Regions from separate parts of the Homo sapiens genome. Here region 1 is linked to region 2. The links are chromatin loops, found by intact Hi-C in ENCODE. Cell type or tissue: endothelial cell of umbilical vein. All regions are shown on one strand. Each heading gives the region's core, and the rest is flanking DNA. Links, peaks and the distances in the headings are about the cores only. Region 1 holds the start of BMP8A (bone morphogenetic protein 8a). Region 2 has its middle 19 kb from the start of PPIE.

What was found. A loop is a pair of places that touch in the nucleus more often than their neighbours do. Peaks named below come from ENCODE experiments on the same cell type or tissue, not always from the same donor. Only the 100,000 strongest peaks of a DNase experiment are listed, where the experiment ranks them.
Region 1: a loop joins it to region 2, with 5 times the contacts of the local background. A loop is called at or near these places in 3 of 110 quality-filtered maps.

What each region holds. Positions count from the first base shown.
Region 1 is chr1:39,487,122-39,495,453 of GRCh38, reverse strand. BMP8A (bone morphogenetic protein 8a) reads right to left here and starts at 3,818. Exons shown (of 7, transcript NM_181809.4): 1 at 3,129-3,818. The coding sequence starts at 3,462. LOC124904101 (a long non-coding RNA gene) reads left to right here and starts at 3,906. Exons shown (of 2, transcript XR_007065978.1): 1 at 3,906-4,765; 2 at 5,327-8,332. It overlaps MACF1 (microtubule actin crosslinking factor 1), which reads right to left. Exons shown (of 101, transcript NM_001394062.1): 101 at 8,316-8,332. RefSeq lists silencers at 3,490-3,589, 3,690-4,319. In endothelial cell of umbilical vein, for the core only: no CTCF peak of the experiment used is centred there; a DNase peak (open chromatin) is centred at 3,843; H3K4me3 peaks cover 1,113 bases; H3K27me3 peaks cover 1,170 bases.
Region 2 is chr1:39,715,217-39,723,548 of GRCh38, reverse strand. It overlaps the pseudogene CCDC25P1. Among named protein-coding and RNA genes, the nearest start is that of PPIE, 19 kb to the left of the region's middle. In endothelial cell of umbilical vein, for the core only: a CTCF peak has its summit at 3,337 (motif pointing right); a DNase peak (open chromatin) is centred at 3,348; H3K27me3 peaks cover 1,902 bases.

The DNA.
Region 1 (8,332 bases), core at 170-8,169, 230 kb after region 2:
CCTGCCCAAGAGAGCCCAGGTCTACAGGCTGATATGGATGACAGGCCAGGCAGGGCCCCGGCTCTGACCCCAGCCCTGGCCTCCCAGTGCAGGCTCTGAACATCAGGACGCAGGCTTGGCTTCCTAAAGCACCTGCTCTGCACGGAGGCCTGAACCCATGGGTGGGAAGCCAGCGAGAGCCCCGCCCTCTGGGTCCCACAGGCTGCCATCAAGAGTTGGGCCCTAGGGGCACCAGGCCTGGCTTTTCAGGACTCAGATGAGGCTGATAGGAGAGGTGGAGCTGGCAGAAGCAGGTGTGAGAGCCTGGGTGTGGGCAGTGACACCACAGCGACCCTGCTATTAGATCCCATGGTGGCTCTGGGGCCACCAACCTTCAGGGGCCTCCAAACACTGAGAGCATCCTGGTACGTGTCTATCCACCCCCCACCCACCCCGCCCCACCCAGCCTCAGTAATTACCAGTTAAAGCTACTCTGAGACAGTTCTACTAGTGCAGTTAGCACAGCAGAATAAAGAAGGCCTTTCTGACAGCTGGCTGCGCCCACCCACAGCCTGGGCTTCCACTAACAACGATCTGCTTGTTAATCCCACGGCGCTGGAGGCCCCGAGTCTTCATGAAGTGCTCAGAGCTGGTGTGGGAAGAAGCTGGGATTTGGAATCCACAGCCATGGATGTCACCTTGGATGTGCTGTGTGGCCCTGGGCTGGCCATTTAATCTCTCTGAGCGCATGAAATGGGGCTGGCAAAACAGTCTCACATGAATTAAATGAGGAATTGTAAGGCTGTGAAAGTTCACACGTGGCCAGGCATGGTGGTTCACGCCTGTAATCCCAGCACTTTGGGAGGCTGAGGTGGGAGGATTGCTTGAGTTCAGGAGTTCAAGACCAGTCTGGGCAATACAGTGAGACTCCCCGTCTCTACAAGAAATATTTAAAAATTATCTGGGTGTGGTGGTGTGCGACTGTAGCCCTAGCTACTGGGGAGGCTGAGGGAGGAAGATTGCTGGAGCCCGGGAATTAGAGGTTGCAGTGAGCTATAATCGCACCACTACACTCCAGCCTGGGGAATGCAGTGAAACCCTGCCTCTTAAAAAAAAAAAAAAGAAAAAAGAAAAAAGAAAGAAAGAAGGAAAGAAAGGAAAAGAAAAGAAAAGAAAAAGTTCACATGCTACTTTTCATTTTAAAAATAAGTACAAACACCTTTGATTGGCTTTTAGAGTTCATTTCTGGGTTTCACGTGTACAAGACATGTGGAGATGTTCCTGTCACCTCCACACTAAGGCTGGGCCACAGCTGGGAGGCCAACAGTGCCCAGGTCCAGGTTCACCCTCTGAGGGGAGCAGCACAGGCTTTCTACTCCTGCCCCTCTACCAATCACACAACAACCCTGAGGACAGATCACCAGGCACCTCCTTTTATAAGGAGCAACCAAGGCTGAGAAGGTGAGGAACTTCCCTAAGGTCACACAGAGGGGTGGGCCCTGCCCAATTCACAGCAACAGCCCCACCAGGCTGTGCATGCCTTGACCCAGGGGATGCCAGGGGAGGTCGGATGTGGGCTGGGTGGTGACGCATTCTGATGGGCGGCTCCCTGGGGACATTCTTGGACGACTCCATCCACAACTCTTCTTGGTCCTGAGCCCAGTGTCAGCCTGTCCTGATGACAGAGCCCCAGCCCCAGCTTCACAGATGGTCTCCTCTGTCCCACATCCCCACCCTGTCCTCTAACTACAAAGGCAGCATACAGATCCCACCGGCTAGAGTCCTGTCCCTGGCACTGGGCGCTCAGCGATGGTGAATGGCTGCCTTCTGCTGCTCGCCTCCACCACCAGCTCTGGGTTGCGGGAAGCAGAGGCTTGGCCATGCCCTCTTCTGCTCTAGTGTAGGAAGCAAATGGCTGATGGCCCCACAAGACCTGCTGCAGCTCAGTACCCTGTGTTCCTCAGCCCAGACTCCTCAGAAAGCTCTCTGCACCCTGAAAGCCTGACCTGACAACAGAAATGTCATCTCATTGAGCCCTGGATGGACAGTCAGGCTTCCTGGGCCTGTCCTGGCTCAGCAACATAGAGGCTGCGCTGTCCTAGGCATGGCGCTGCCTCTCTGAACCTCACTGTCCTCATCTGGGAGATGGGGATGAAGACCGTGGCTGTTATCAGGGTTGTCGGGAGGATGAAGAATTAATGATGCTGTCTGTGGAGGGAGGCTGGTGGCTGGGGCAGGTACCCACTCCCTGCTCTCAGCCCCACAGCTCCCCCACTTCGGGCTGAGCTGTGGTCCTTGGCTCCCAGACCCCGGCCTGTCACTAGCCACAGACAGGAGGCAAAGCAGACGGGGGACCTGACCAACAGTAACTACACGAGCATAGACCAAAGAGTTTAGTACTGGAAAAGAAAAATCTGAGATCTTAAGGAATAAATAGCTCCAGGGTTTGATACAAGATGTTTGCAGACAGGAAAAGCCCGGCTTTGCCTGGGAGAACACAGTGGGTCCAGCTGCCCACTGGGCCATTCCACAGGACCGGACACTCACCCTATACCAGGCCACATGCTAAGTGCAGGGCCCAGGGTGACAAGGCCACAGTCCCTGCCCCAGCGAGCTGAGTCTGCTCCTTCCCCAGCCGCTCCCCTGACAGCCGCACCCCACCCAGGCTCCGCACAGGGAAGAGCCTGCTGTGGACTCAGGGCACGCGACTCAGCTCTGGTCACTCCGATGATGTGACCACAGGTTTCCACGCTGAACTTTGTCCCTCTCCTCAGTACTGTCCTTATCACAGTGACAGCATCCCGGCCTCTGTTTACTCACCTGTCTCCCCAGGACCAGGCTGTCTTCCCGGGGCAGCCCAGGTGGGCAAAGACATCACCTAATTCTTACTCCTGGGTGTGTCTGGGGCAGGGTGAAGGCAGCGCCTGGGAGTCCACAGTCCCCCACACTCTGCTCCTGACCACCCCGCAGCCCAGGGGGCCCCCATGACCCTTAGACCTTCCCTAACCACGGCGGTCCCACTCCCCTGTGGTTCGCGTCCACCGTCTGTGATTCCCCGTTCGGCCAGGGCCCGGCACCGCCCGCGGATGCGCGCCCCTCCCCTGCAGCCAGCTTACTCCGAGGGTCCCCGCGCGGGCGGCCGCACTCACCCATGTTGACGAAGCTCATGACCAGGTCGGCGCGGCCCAGGCGCTGCTCCGCGGGCGCGCCGTCCTCGTCGTCGTCGCCAGCCATGGCGTGGTACAGGTCCAGCATGAAGAGCGGCGCGGACGCGGGCAGCCGGGAGGCGGCGGGTGGCGCGCGGGGCCGGGGCCGCCCGGGTAGCCCGAGCACCGCCAGGATCTCGCGCTGCACGTCCCGGCGCTCGCGCGCGCCCAGACGTCGCTGGGGACAGCCGGGCGGGGGTCGCAGGCCGGGGCCGCCCCCGCCCAGCGCGCACAACGTCAGGCCCAGAAGCCAGAGCGGTCCGGGGCGCGCGGCCATGGCGGGCCGGGGGCGCTCAGCGGGCGCACATCAGCTCCGCCGCCGCCCCTGGGCCCGGGGACGCCCCGACGGCGAACGGGGAGCTGAGTTCGGCGAGCAGGGGGCGGGGCTCGGCGGGCGGCGTCTGCGGCCTCAGCGCGGTCCCTGGAGCGCCCCCCGCGCGCACCTGCCCCGGCTCCGGGACAAGCGGACGCTGACGCGGACGCAGACGCCAACGCTTCGAGGCCGGGGCTGTTCTGAGGGCTGGGACTGTCAGCCAATCCGTCTGTCGCCGCCGTTCCCACCAGTCCGGCTGTGGCTGCGGTCCGCGCAGCGCAGGGGCGACCGGCGAGCTCCGGCAGCGACCCGGGCGGCGCGATTCCCGCGAGTCCTTGCCCCGGCTCAGCCGTCTGTGCCGCCCGCCCACCCCCGGGACTGACCAATGGGGGCGCGGGGGCGGGGCCTGGGCGCGGAGGCCGCGCCCGCTAGGAGCCCCGGGCGGCGGCAGGTGTTGCGGGTGGGGCGACCCCGAGGTGCGACCTCGGCGTGGCTGGCGGTTGGTCCGGGCGAGGAGCCCGCAGCCTGGGCGTCAGCGTGGTCAGGGCCGTCGTGGCTCCCGCCGCGGGCCTCGGCGCAGAGATCCTAAGGCCGCGGCGCCGTCCCGGTCCCGCCAGTGGTGCCACCCGGCTGCCTCGCCGTGGTGTGCCGTGGTCGCCACCGGGCCCGACACGCGGCCGTAGCCCCGTCTGGAGAGCCGGGCGGTGCCAGCCAAGCCCCGCGGGTGGGGCCTGTTCCTCTGCCCGCAGCAGCCGGCCCGGGTTCCGGCCACCGCGGCCCCTCACCGCCTCCTGGCGCCTTCCCCGTGGCCCCTGCATGCGCTTCTGCGGGCGCCTCCTTCTCGGCACCTGCTCGGCTGCTTCTCCCTGCGTCCCCCACCTGGCTCCCGCGTGAGCCCAGGCAGCGCCCCAGTCGGGCCGCCCCCGCCAGCCCTAGCTGTGCGCCCTGCGTCCCCGGTACTGATCCAGCTTTGCGGAGGAGGCTCCGCCTCCTGCCTCCAGCTGGGCCAGAAGCTCTGGGGCCCTTCCCGAGCACTCGGGAGCCACCTGTGCACATCTTCTCAGTCCCCACGGCCCCGGTGCAGGCCTGCCAAGAGAAGGATCCCCGCGGAAACGTCTCGACTGACTCAGTCCCTTTCTGCACACCTGCTCTTCCCTGGGCGCGCTCTCGCCTTACTTATTCCTGTGTGGTTCAGGCGCTGCGGAAGGAGAAGGCACCTAGACTGCACTGGGAAGGCTCCTGGAGTTGACCTGGAGCGCCAGGAAAGGTCAGTGGAGGAAAGTGCTCCAGGCAGAGGGAATAGCTTGTGCCAAGGCCCTGAGACCCCGGCTGGGGAGCCTAATAATGGCAACAGTCAGCACTTGCCACGCCAAGGCATGTTCTGAGTGTGTGTCTCGTGTCATTTCTGTGATGCTCGCACATCGTTAGGGGGTACATACCACTGGAACCTCCTCTTTTAATAAATGAGGAAACTGAGGCACACGGCGGTTAAGGGACTTACGCCAGGTCACACAGCAGTGGAGCTGCGCTCGGGCAGGGGGGCAGTGGAAACTGGAGAGCCCAGGGGGCAAACGGCGGAGGCTGGAGGGGCTGGCAAGGGAGGCACCGCAAAGGGCCTCACAGGGGCTAGACGAGGGCCCTGGGCACCAGAGATTATGGTGCCCCGCCATGTGGATTGAAGATTAAACCTCGAAGCAAGTGTATAATGCCCCCAAAAATCACATTTGGAAGTCATCACTTCAATAAAATTTTCTACAACAAATTCTTAATCTAAATAGTCATTTGCTGGTGCCTTAAACACACGCCTAGTTTGTCTTTTACCCAACAGGTATATTTCCACACTGCTCGTAAATTTTCTGCGCGGTCCCCAGAGCGCCCCCCATGAGGCACCTGCATCAGCTCCGGGCAGAGCAGATGTGGATGCCACCGCCTAGAAGCCGGGGCTACCCTGCGGACTGGGACTGTCCCATAAGGATACTGAGCTAAGGATAATGCAGAATAACCGTTGAAAGTACCCAAGACCAGAGCTTGGAAGCAGAGCGGAATATGGATCAGAGGGAGACAGGAGTCAGGGCCCTGCAGTTGGAGGCAGGTACAGCAATCAGATGTGGGGGTGGGTACAATGACCATGAGTCTCTAATGGTGATGGGGTGGAGGGGCAGAGGAGAAAGCTGTTTAGGAGGCTGAATCCACAGGGCTTTGTCCCCATGTCATCTTGGTCAGAGTCTCGGAATCTCCTGCCCACACCCCCTTCACTGTCCTCTCTGCACGCCCCTTTTGAATCCACTGCACATCACTTGAGGCCCTAGATCCAGCCTGTACAATTCTCAGGTTTGTTTTGTGCAATTCTGGGCTCCCAGCTAGACTGCAAGCTGCCCAGTGCTGGGCTGATTCTTATAACAGAAATCATTTCTCAATTTAGGATGTGGAGATAGAGCTGTGTTTTCTAAACAACGGGCTTCACATTCCCATAAACCTAAACAGCAGATTTTAGCCATTCCAAGGGCCTCTGCCCACGCTTCAGTTCAGCAACAACCACCGTGAGCTGCTCTGTGCTGTGCCCTGAACCAGAGATGGAGCAGACAAGCCCCCTGCCCCTGAGCAGCCCCCACAGCAACAGGGGTGACAGCTGGTGAACACGGCAATTTCCCAAAGCAAAATGAAAGCTGTGCTCCCAGAGGAGCCAGCAAAGTGGCTGTAAGGGCAGAGGAGCGGGGAAGTGGGAGCAGACCACATGAGTGGAATCCAGAACATTAGGACTGGAAGGGAACTGAGGTGGGGTAGGTTTCTTGGAGAAAGTAGTGTCAAAACAAGGGTTTTCCCTAGCCACCTGGCAACTCTGTGATCTTAACCTCTCTCAGGCTCAGTGTCTTATCAAGAAAAGGGGGCTAATGATCATAGAACTGTTAAGCGTATTCAGTGAGAATGTATATAGAGCACTTAGCACAATCACTGGCTTACAGTAAGCAGTCAATAAATATGAGCTAGTTATTGCATCATTCAAGGCCCCAGCAGACACCAAATTTTCCTTCCTCATTTAGCATTTCTATCACAGGACTGTGATTATATATATATATATTTATTTACTTATTATTTATTTTTTGAGATGGAGTTTCTCTTTTCTTGCAGGCTGGAGTTCAATGGCGCAATCTTGGCTCACTGCAACCTCCGTCTCCCAGGTTTAAGCAATTCTCCTGCCTCAGCCTCCCGAGTAGCTGGGATTACAGGTGCCCACCACCACACCTGGCTAATTTTTGTATTTTTAGTAGAGACGGGGTTTCACCACATTGACCAAGCTGGTCTTGAACTCCTGACCTCAGGTGATCCACCCGCCTCAGCCTCCCAAAGTGCTGGGATTACAGGAATAAGCCACCACACCCGGCCCAGGACTGTGATTATACTTTAACCCTTTTCCTAGCATCTTGTTATTTCCTACATGGTCTTGTGTACAGGCATTTGTTGAATGGAAATGCACTTTTTTTTAGCCAGGCATGGTAGCATGTGCCTGTAACTCCAGCTACTCAGGAGGCTGAGGCAGGAGAATAGTTTGAGCTTGGGAGGCGGAGGTTGCGGTCAGCCCAGATTGCGCCACTGCACTCCAGTGGGCAACAGAATGAGTCCCTATCTCAAAAAAAAAAAAAAAAAAGAAAAAAAAAAAAAGAAAAAAAAAGAAATGCACTTTTCGTTGGTGCCGCTGCCAGCTGAACTTTGCCACAAAACCCCAGAAAACCTTAATTACTTGGTAAGATTCTGGACCATAACCCACAATCTGGGAAGATGGAGGTCAAGCTGGTCTCACATGCTTCTGCTGCCAAGAGGCCTAGAAGGGGAAGCAAATTAGGGTGAAAACACTATCCTATACAAAGTCCTGGCAGCCTGAAGTTCCCCAGTTCCATGGAGAACAGAGTAAGCACTTCCTTCAGAATCCATTAGGCTCCAAATTCCTTTTAATCTGGGTATTTGGCCTTAACAGCTTTGGCAAACATGCATCGATCTCACCAAATGCCTATGTCCTAAGGAATGCGGCCTAATGACCAAGAACACAGGTGGCATGAGTCTTAGCCCCTTTACCTCCGAAGCCTCTAGCCCTTTTCTTCTTATTACTAAGTTAACATTTGGCTGCTCTATTATAAAGCCAACTGACTAGAGGCTGGAGGAAATAGAAGTGCCAGACTTGAACAGGGAGTCGAGGACTGGATTCAAGGTTCACTTCTGTCATTTATTCATTTTGTGAGCTCAGGGAAATCACTTTCTCTTGTACTTTCCCATCCCAGTTTCTCCATCTGTAAAACAAAGGAGCTAGATATGATGACCGATTTTGCTTCCACCTCTGAAATTCTACCATTTAACCAGAAATTTCAGCATACTGTGACATAGTGTGACAAACTGGTCCCATTCTGAGAACCCAGGATCTCCATGATTTCTAGTATCTTTTTACATAATACTATTTGTTTAATCATGTAAGTAGGACAGATATCCTACATGTTCATGTTAATAGCTTGTCTTTTTTTTTGAGACAGGGTCTCGCTGTGTCACCCAGGCTGGGGTGCAGTGGTGCAATCGTGGCTCACTGTAGCCTTGACTTCCCAGGCTCAAGTGATCCTCCCACCTTAAGTTCCCTAGTAGTTGCGGCTATAGGCATGTGCCACCATGCCTAATTGTTTCTTTAGTTTTAGTAGATACAAGGTCTTACTATGTTTCCCAGGCTGGTCTCCAACTCCTGAACTCAAGTGATCCTCCTGCCTTGGCCTCCCATAGTGCTGGGATTATGGGCGTGAGCCACCATGCCCAGCCATATTAAACAAAATTAACAAGGATGAAATAAAACAAGATC
Region 2 (8,332 bases), core at 229-8,228:
AAATCTGTCTGTACTGTCTATTGAACATAAGGCTGCAAAAAAGATAAATTTAGACACAGTCATTGACAAATTTGCAGAAGTTAAGGCTCAAAAATCATAATTGTAATATTAATTACCATTACAGAACAAAATAAGTAGGTTTTTTCCTTTTTTCAAAAAACACATTAAGGTAATTAAAATTATTCATTAATTACTCTTTTCCTTTTTGTATTGTAATATTCATTTATATTGGCATTTATTTATTTATATAGACAAAAGTTCTTACTATCTGCTTTTTAATTTCTGGGACTTATTATTACTATTATTATTATTTTTTTGAGACACGGTTTCACTCTTGTCGCCCAGGTTGGAGTGCAATGGCACGATCTCGGCTCACTGCAACCTCCGCCTCCCAGGTTCAAGTGATTCTCCTGCCTCAGCCTACTGAGTAGCTGGGATTACAGGCGCCCGCCACCACCCCCAGCTAATTTTTGTATTTTTAGTAGAGACGGGGTTTCACCATGTTGGCCAGGCTGGTCTTGAACCCCTGACCTCAGGTGATCCACCCGCCTCGGCCTCCAAAAGTGCTGGGATTATAGGTGTGAGCCACCATGCCCAGCCTATTCTTATTATTATTCATTTTATTTCATGATTTTACTGAAAATGATTTTGTCATATGAAAAAGAGGGACAGTAAAAAAATTATCCATTCCAGGTGGCAAATAAGCTAGGTACTCACTTGGGTAAAAGTGAATGAAGAAATTCCTACACTTATGTATGTATTCAGTCATTCAGTCATTCAAGAAGTATTTACTAAGCAAATGTAATACACCAGGAAATATTCTAGGTGCTGAGGACACAGGAAATCCCATTCTCATCGAGTTTACATTCTAGTGATTCACTCAAGAATCCTGTATGGAGCTCTCCCATTCCATACAAGTGCAGTGGTGTGTTGGAGCTGGCTTGCATTGGCTTGTGAGAGCCAGGTGTGTGCATCTCTTTCCAACTCCCTATTCAGTTATGTTATGCCAGTAACTTCGAATTGGCCATGGTGGGAATATTTACACCATGGAAATAGGCAAAAGCTATAAATCAGGGCTTTTGTTTTGGAGTCAGTTGCTAAATATTTGCCAGCCTACCACTACAAGTCACTCAGTCAGAGAGTTCTTCCCTGATTAATCAATTTATAGAAGCCTGCCCCAGTTATTCTGTCACATGCCCCTGTGTTATTTGCTTTATAGCATTTATTACTACTGGAAATGCCCTTGTTCCATTGATTTATTCCACTGGTATTTATTGAGTGCCTACTATATGCCAGGAACTGTTAAAGTACTTGAGATCTAACAAAACAGAGATCTATACCCTTGTGGGGCTTACATTCTAGCAGGGGCAGATGGATTTTTAAAAACAATGAGCACAATAAGTAAATTATTTGGAGTGTTAGAAGGTGATAAGTTCTGTGAGGGGTGGAGAAAAAGTAGAGAAGGGCAAGAAGGATCTGAGTTAGGGACATGAGTGATGATTCTAAATGGAGAAGTCAGGGTGGGTCTCATTGAGAAGGTTATATGGGAATGCAGACCAGAAGTAGGTAAGGGAATTATCTGTATAAACAGTATTCCAGACAGAGGGAAAAGTCAGTGTCAAGAGCCCACACTGGCCTGGCCTGGCAAGTTCAAGGAATAGCAAGGCCAGTGTGGCTGAAGTGGAGTGAGCTGAGGCAAGTGGCTGGAGAGATGAGGTCAGATCATGTGAGGCTTTGTAGGTGATTAAAAGACCAATGTGTTTGGACTGTATCTGGGCTCTCTACCCCTTTAGGTTGGTCTGAATTGACTGTACTCTATTTAATTTCTGTAGTTTAACATTCATTTGTTATATCTGGTATTTTATTCTTTTTTTCAGAAGTATCTTGCATGTTCATGGACATTTACTCTTTCATATGAACTTTAGGACCTGTTAATCCAGTTACAACAAAAAATCCTGCTGAGTTTGTATTGGAATGAATTTAATTTGTAGGTTTATTTTGGGAGAGAAGTGATACCTTTATAATAGTAAGTATTCCCATCAATATCTCTCCATTTATTATTTTATTCATATTCTTTTTATATATTTAAAAACATTTTGTATTGTCCTCTATGAAGGTCTAGTATATCCTTTATGAGATATAGTCCTAGATGCCTTAGAGTTGTTATCAACCCTGGGAATGGTATATTTTATGCCTAATACTCTTATTGGTTTAAATAGTTTTTCTCTATATTCTCTTGGATTTTCTCATTGACTGTAATATCACCTGCAAATATGGATAGTGTTCTGTTTTTCTATGTTAACACTTCTTGTTTATTTCTCTTATTACATTGGCTAGGAGCTCCAGTATAATGGTGAATAATAGTGCTGATAGCAATCTTGTTCCTGACTTAATGGAAATGCTTCCAAACTTTCAAGCATAAAGTTTATGTTTGGGGTAGATACCCTTTAACAGGTTGAAAAAGTTCCCTTCTATTCCTAATTTGTTAAGGGTTTTTTAAAAATTATGAATCCACATTTAGTTTTGTTGAATGATGTTTTTTGCATTTTTGAGAGGATTGTATGATTTTTCTCCTTTATCACTTAATTGGCAAATCACAGGGAAACATTTCTTAATGTTAAATTATGCTTCTGTGAGTAAAGGGAAAATTAATATCAGGCTGGGGCTGATGCAAGCCTGCCTGACACTGACCTTGGTCTTCCACAATACTGTTTCCTTGGAAACTGCAGAGTTAACATAAACAGGGGATGTTGTGTATGCTGACTACACAATTGTGTGGAACTGCGCATGGGTCTGGAGGCATTGTCAGTGAGCATACAGGTCATGAGCGTATGCAACTGGGAATGGCAGGAAATATTGGTGAGAAATAGAGGTTTCAGGTTATTTACTTACTTACTTATTTATTTATTTATTTATTTATTTATTTATTTAAAGAGACAGGGCCTTGCCTGAGACCCAGGCTGGTCTCAGACTAGGCCCAAGAGATCCTCCTGCCTCAGCCTCCCAAAGTGCTGGGATTACAGGTATGAGCCACTGCGCCTGACTAAGGCTTTAGGTTCTATGAGTCAAAGTGATCGCTGCACACCTTGGCTAGCCCGTGGCAGCTGTAATTGCCCTGTGGATGAATGACAACAGGACATGTGTACTTCGGTAGCTGCTGGGCCACCTGGTGAGATAAAGATGTAGCATCTGCCATATCTTCTGCCTTGTATTCTAGGTTACAATTTATTTCTGTCTCATGAGTCTTGCTGTCAACTTGAACCTATAATCACAGCTGTAGTCTGTACCTTCTTTCCGGGATTATATTTAGCACAATTATGGAGCAGTATTTTAATTTTACCTCTAGGGGGCAGTCATGGATCATAAATTGGTATGCTGTTTTAAAAAACCATCTAGAATAAACTGCCCTTTTAGGTTATGTACTTTTTTTTTTTTTCTCATTTTTACAGATGAAGAGACTGAGCCTTAGAAAATCTAAATAATTTTCTTAGTTCACATAACTTGTAAATAGCAAAAAGCAGATCTGGGATTTTTTTTCAGATAAAAAATTATACTTTATTATAACTTTTAAAATTGCAGAACGTCAAGCTGAATATCATTAGACACGTACACAAAACCACTCATCTCTAAAGTCATCTTCTATACCCTATCAAAATTTGGCCAATGAATCATGCCTCAGGGAATTTTCCAGTTCAACCCCATACACCAACATGGAATATTTGGAAACACTAGCCTTTTGGTTTTGCCCAGAATTCCAAAGCGCTATTACAGGTGGAATATCTGCTGCAGGAGGTCATTCTTGCTGCTGTGGGTGTGAGTAAAATGTCCACCTGTATGCCTCTGGTCCTGCAGGCTTTGTTCTCTTTCTTCTTGTTTTGTCTCCTTCTACAGGGGTTCCCTTACATACTGCAATCAAAAGACATCTTCTGCTCAGAATCACAACAGATAGTGAGTGGTTCAAGTGAGAAGTAATGTTATATAGTAAGTTACTGAATCTACAATGAGAAATTGAACTCTGGGGCCACAACTCAAATATGATTTCAAGGTAAAGAATATAATTACTTGGCTGGCTAGTGAAACGCTTATTTCCTTCTAAAATCATAATTGCAATATGGACTTCTGCTTCATGCTGCATCCCAAGGCACAAATCAGGTAACCTACATCTGCCAAATGATCAACAGAGCATTCCTTCCTATTTTACCCTCAATGCTGAGAAATTACTCCAGAGCCCAGAAGTTGTTGCATAGGTGGCTTGGGTTACTTGGTGCTCAGGCAACAACTGCCACAGGCCCCACCTTGATGAACACCATCAATTTCTTTAAATATGATGATACTAAGATGGAGGAGGCCCTGCTCAGAAGAAGCAAGGACGTAAAAGCTGGGACAGACTGTGCTGTGGGTCACTACACTAACAGACCCAGATGACACGATGGAACGTGAATACTGAAGCTGACAATCTTCTGAAAATCTCTTTTTCAAAACCCATATGCCCTTTTTTCTAATCTGGAAATCAGGGACAGGGAAACATTCGCATAATTACCCACCAACATGTTCTTCTTAACAGAAGTGAAGATTATTTTAAGAATATGAAAAGTGTTTCAAGACATCTGTTTTCAGGGATAGATCACAGCAACAGAAGTACTTTTCAGAGTGGTTCATTTTAAAGTCAATCTCAAGAACAAGGGCAGCCAGCTTTCACAAAGTACCAAGACATGTTCTGGCAAAAACATTTTTGCTTTAAGTTATATGCTGTCAAGTTCAACTATTTTATACATATCTGATCCTTTTCTGTCAACAAAAAAGGTACAATTTTTTTAAAACTCCAAAATCAATAATTTCTGGGTAGGATGAAGGTAGAATTTTGGTTGTATTTTATACTTCAGAATACAGATGAAACCAAAAGGTCTGCAATTGTCTCTACATTCACATCTTTCAAAGGTCCTTTTCTCCTTTTACATGGATTCAGTTGAATCATTGCCATCCTGATTTGAAGACATATTTTCAACTTTCATTAGTGGTAAATAGCTCCTAAGTTCATCCATTTCCCTCTTCTTCATTTCTTCTTTTTCTCTCCTTTTCATTTCCTGAATTTGGGCTGTTTTCTCATTCCTCTCTTCACGATCTCTGCATTCTTTCTCTGCTGCTAGGTCTGGGAACCACTCCACTTTGGTCTTTTCTAATCAGTTCAGGATCTCATTTACTTTTTTCTCCCATGTCACAATTTTTACATCCTTCTGCCTGTGAAAACCTATGTGCCCCACATCCATGTCAGCTGTTTTCTTCAGGTTAGACTGCGGCGTATATACCACATTAACGTTCATCTTGCAGCCTTGAATGCTACTGGCTTTCACAAGGTGGGCACAGTCCATCAGCACTTCCTTTGGAATGTCTTCTATGTTCTCTCCCAGATATTTTCAGGCCAGCCGTGCTTGATCAGATCTTCATTTTCATATTTATCCTTTCCCATGTAAATAGTGTACTGGGATGAATTAATGCTGCTGCTGGTGAAGTAGAACACCATGGTCCCGGCGGTGGTGCAGTGACTCTACTGCCCACCAGCAGCGCTCAATTCACCCATATCTGGGATTTTAACCTACATCTATTTGCCACTAAAGTACATGCTCTTAATACACACAGAGGAACGCCCTCCTTCTCTCTTCTTCCCTCCTTTCCCCTCTCTGTCTCTTTTTCTCCTCGAAGCAGTCCAGCAAAGTGGTTAAATGCACTAATTCTGAAGTCAACCTGCTTGACTAGGAAGGATTGGCCCATAGGGGTACGTAAAGGTTAGAATGGCAGCGGGAAATTGATTCACATGAAAAATAAATTACCTACCACACCTACCAAAGTCTGGCTCTATGACTTACCAGCTATGTGACCATGGGAAGGTTACTTAATTCCTCTGTGGCACAGGTCCACCTGTAAAAGTGAGATGATAAAGGAAATTTTTGCTAAGCCTTGAGCATGTGTAGATGGACTTACACCCTGCTTGACTTTGAGCCTGGATGAGTAATAAAATGCAAAAATCAATCAGTTAGGGTCCCAGAAGAAGGAACCAAAGCAACTGCTTCTGGGAAAATTGATCAGAATCAGAAAAAAACCCATAACAAACAAACAAACAAAAACCCTAACCTGATGAGGAACTTCTTGTGTTTGCGATTTGTGCCTCAAGTGTTTATTTGGATTCAACTTCGTGGACTTACTGGGTCAATAAAGATTCAAAAAAGCACAGATGGAATTGGGGCTCAGTTCCATTACAGCCAAATAATCCTGAGAGGACAAGCTAAAGACTTATTTAAACCAATCACCTCTCCTTATGAAACTGTGTGGCTTTTGCCCTTATAAGCCTACCCTTGCCTTTGGACTGGGTGTCAGTCTTCACGAGGCATGCTCTTCCTTGTATACTACTCACCTAAAAGTAAACCCTTAATGCTTATATGAAAGAGTAGTCAACATCACTGATCATCATAGAAATGCAAATCAAAACTACAATGAGATATCATCTCTCTCCAGTTAATTAAAATGGCTTTTATCCAAAAGTCAGGCAATAACAAATGCTGGTGAGGATGTGGAGAAATGGGAAACCCTCATACACTGTTGGTGGGAATGTAAATTAGTACAACCACTATGGAGAACAGTTTGGAGTTTCCTCAAAACTCTAAATAGAGCTACCACATGACCCAGCAATCCCACTGATGGGAATATACCCAAAAGAAAGGAAATCAGTATTTCGAAGAGGTATCTGCACTCTCATGTTTATTGTAGCACTATTCATAATAGCCAAGATTTGGAAACAACTTCTGTGTCCATCAACAAACAAATGGATTTTTAAAAATGTGGTACATATACAGTTGAGTACTATTTAGCCGTAAAAAAAGAATGAGATTCTGTCATTTACAACAACATGGATGGAACTGGAGGTTATTATGTTAAGCGACATGAGCCAGGCACAGAAAGACAAACTTCACATGTTCTCACTTTCACTCATTTGTAGGAGCTAAAAATTAAAACAATTGAACTCATGGTGATAGAGAGTAGAAGGATGATTAGCAGAGGCTGCAAAAGGTAATAGGGAGTGTGGGGGGAGGAAATGGGGAAGCTTCATGGGTACAAAAATAGTTAGAAATAATGAATAAGATCTAGTATTTGATAGCACAACAGAGGGACTATAGTCAATAATAATTTAATTGTACATTTAAAAATAACTAAAAGAGTATAATTAGGCTGGGTGCAGTGGCTCACGCCTGTAATCCCAGCACTTTGGGAGGCCGAGGCGGGTGGACCACCTGAGGTCAGGAGTTTGAGACCAGCCTGGCCAACGTGGTGAAACCCCCATCTCTACTAAAAATACAAAAAAAATTAGCCAGGTGTGGTGGCACGCGCCTGTAGTCCCAGCTACTCAGGAGGCTGAGGTAGGAGAATAGCTTGAACCCGGGAGGCAGAGGTTGCAGTGAGCCTAGAACACGCCATTGCACTCCAGCCTGGGCGACAAGAGTGAAACTCCATCTCAAACAAACAAAAAAAAGTATAATTGGATTGTTTGTAACACAAATGATAAATGCTTGAGGTGATGAATACCCCATTTACCCTGATGTAATTATTACACATTGCATGCCTGTATCAAAATATCTCATGTACCCCATAAATATATACACCTATTATGTACCCACAAAAATACAAAATAAAATAAAATACTGTTTAAAAAAAAAAAAAGGAAACTCTCAATGCTTAGGTAATTGTCCTGAGTTATTCTTTAACATTTAATCTGAAGACCCAATCGTGCATGGCCGAACTTTGTATTGGATCAGGCTTCCTCTGCCTTACCTAGCAGTACACTCAGTTTAATACTCACTACATATCAGTATTTATTTTGTCTTTTATTAGGGAAAATAGTTCCTATCTCATAAGATTACTTTAATGATGAAATGAGATGACACATGTAGAACAAAGCCTGAGGTGGCAAGAACTTACTAAATGTCACTGTCATTAATTCAACAAACATCATTTATAGCATCTATTATATCAGACACAATTCTCCATCCAAAGGATGCTAAGGTGTTTGTATCAAGAAGGGTCTAATCAGAAGACAGAAACCACAGCAGTTATTTGAGCAGAGAAAATTTAATATGAGCAGAGAAAATTTAATATAAAGAATCTTGTCGGCCCGGTGCAGTGGCTCACGCCTGTAATTCCAGCACTTTGGGAGGCTGAGGCAGATGGATCACAAGGTCAGGAGTTCAGGACCAGCCTGGCCAATATGGTGAATCCCCGTCTCTACTAAAAAATACAAAAATTAGCTAGGCGTGGTGGCGCGCACCTGTAAACCCAGCTACTC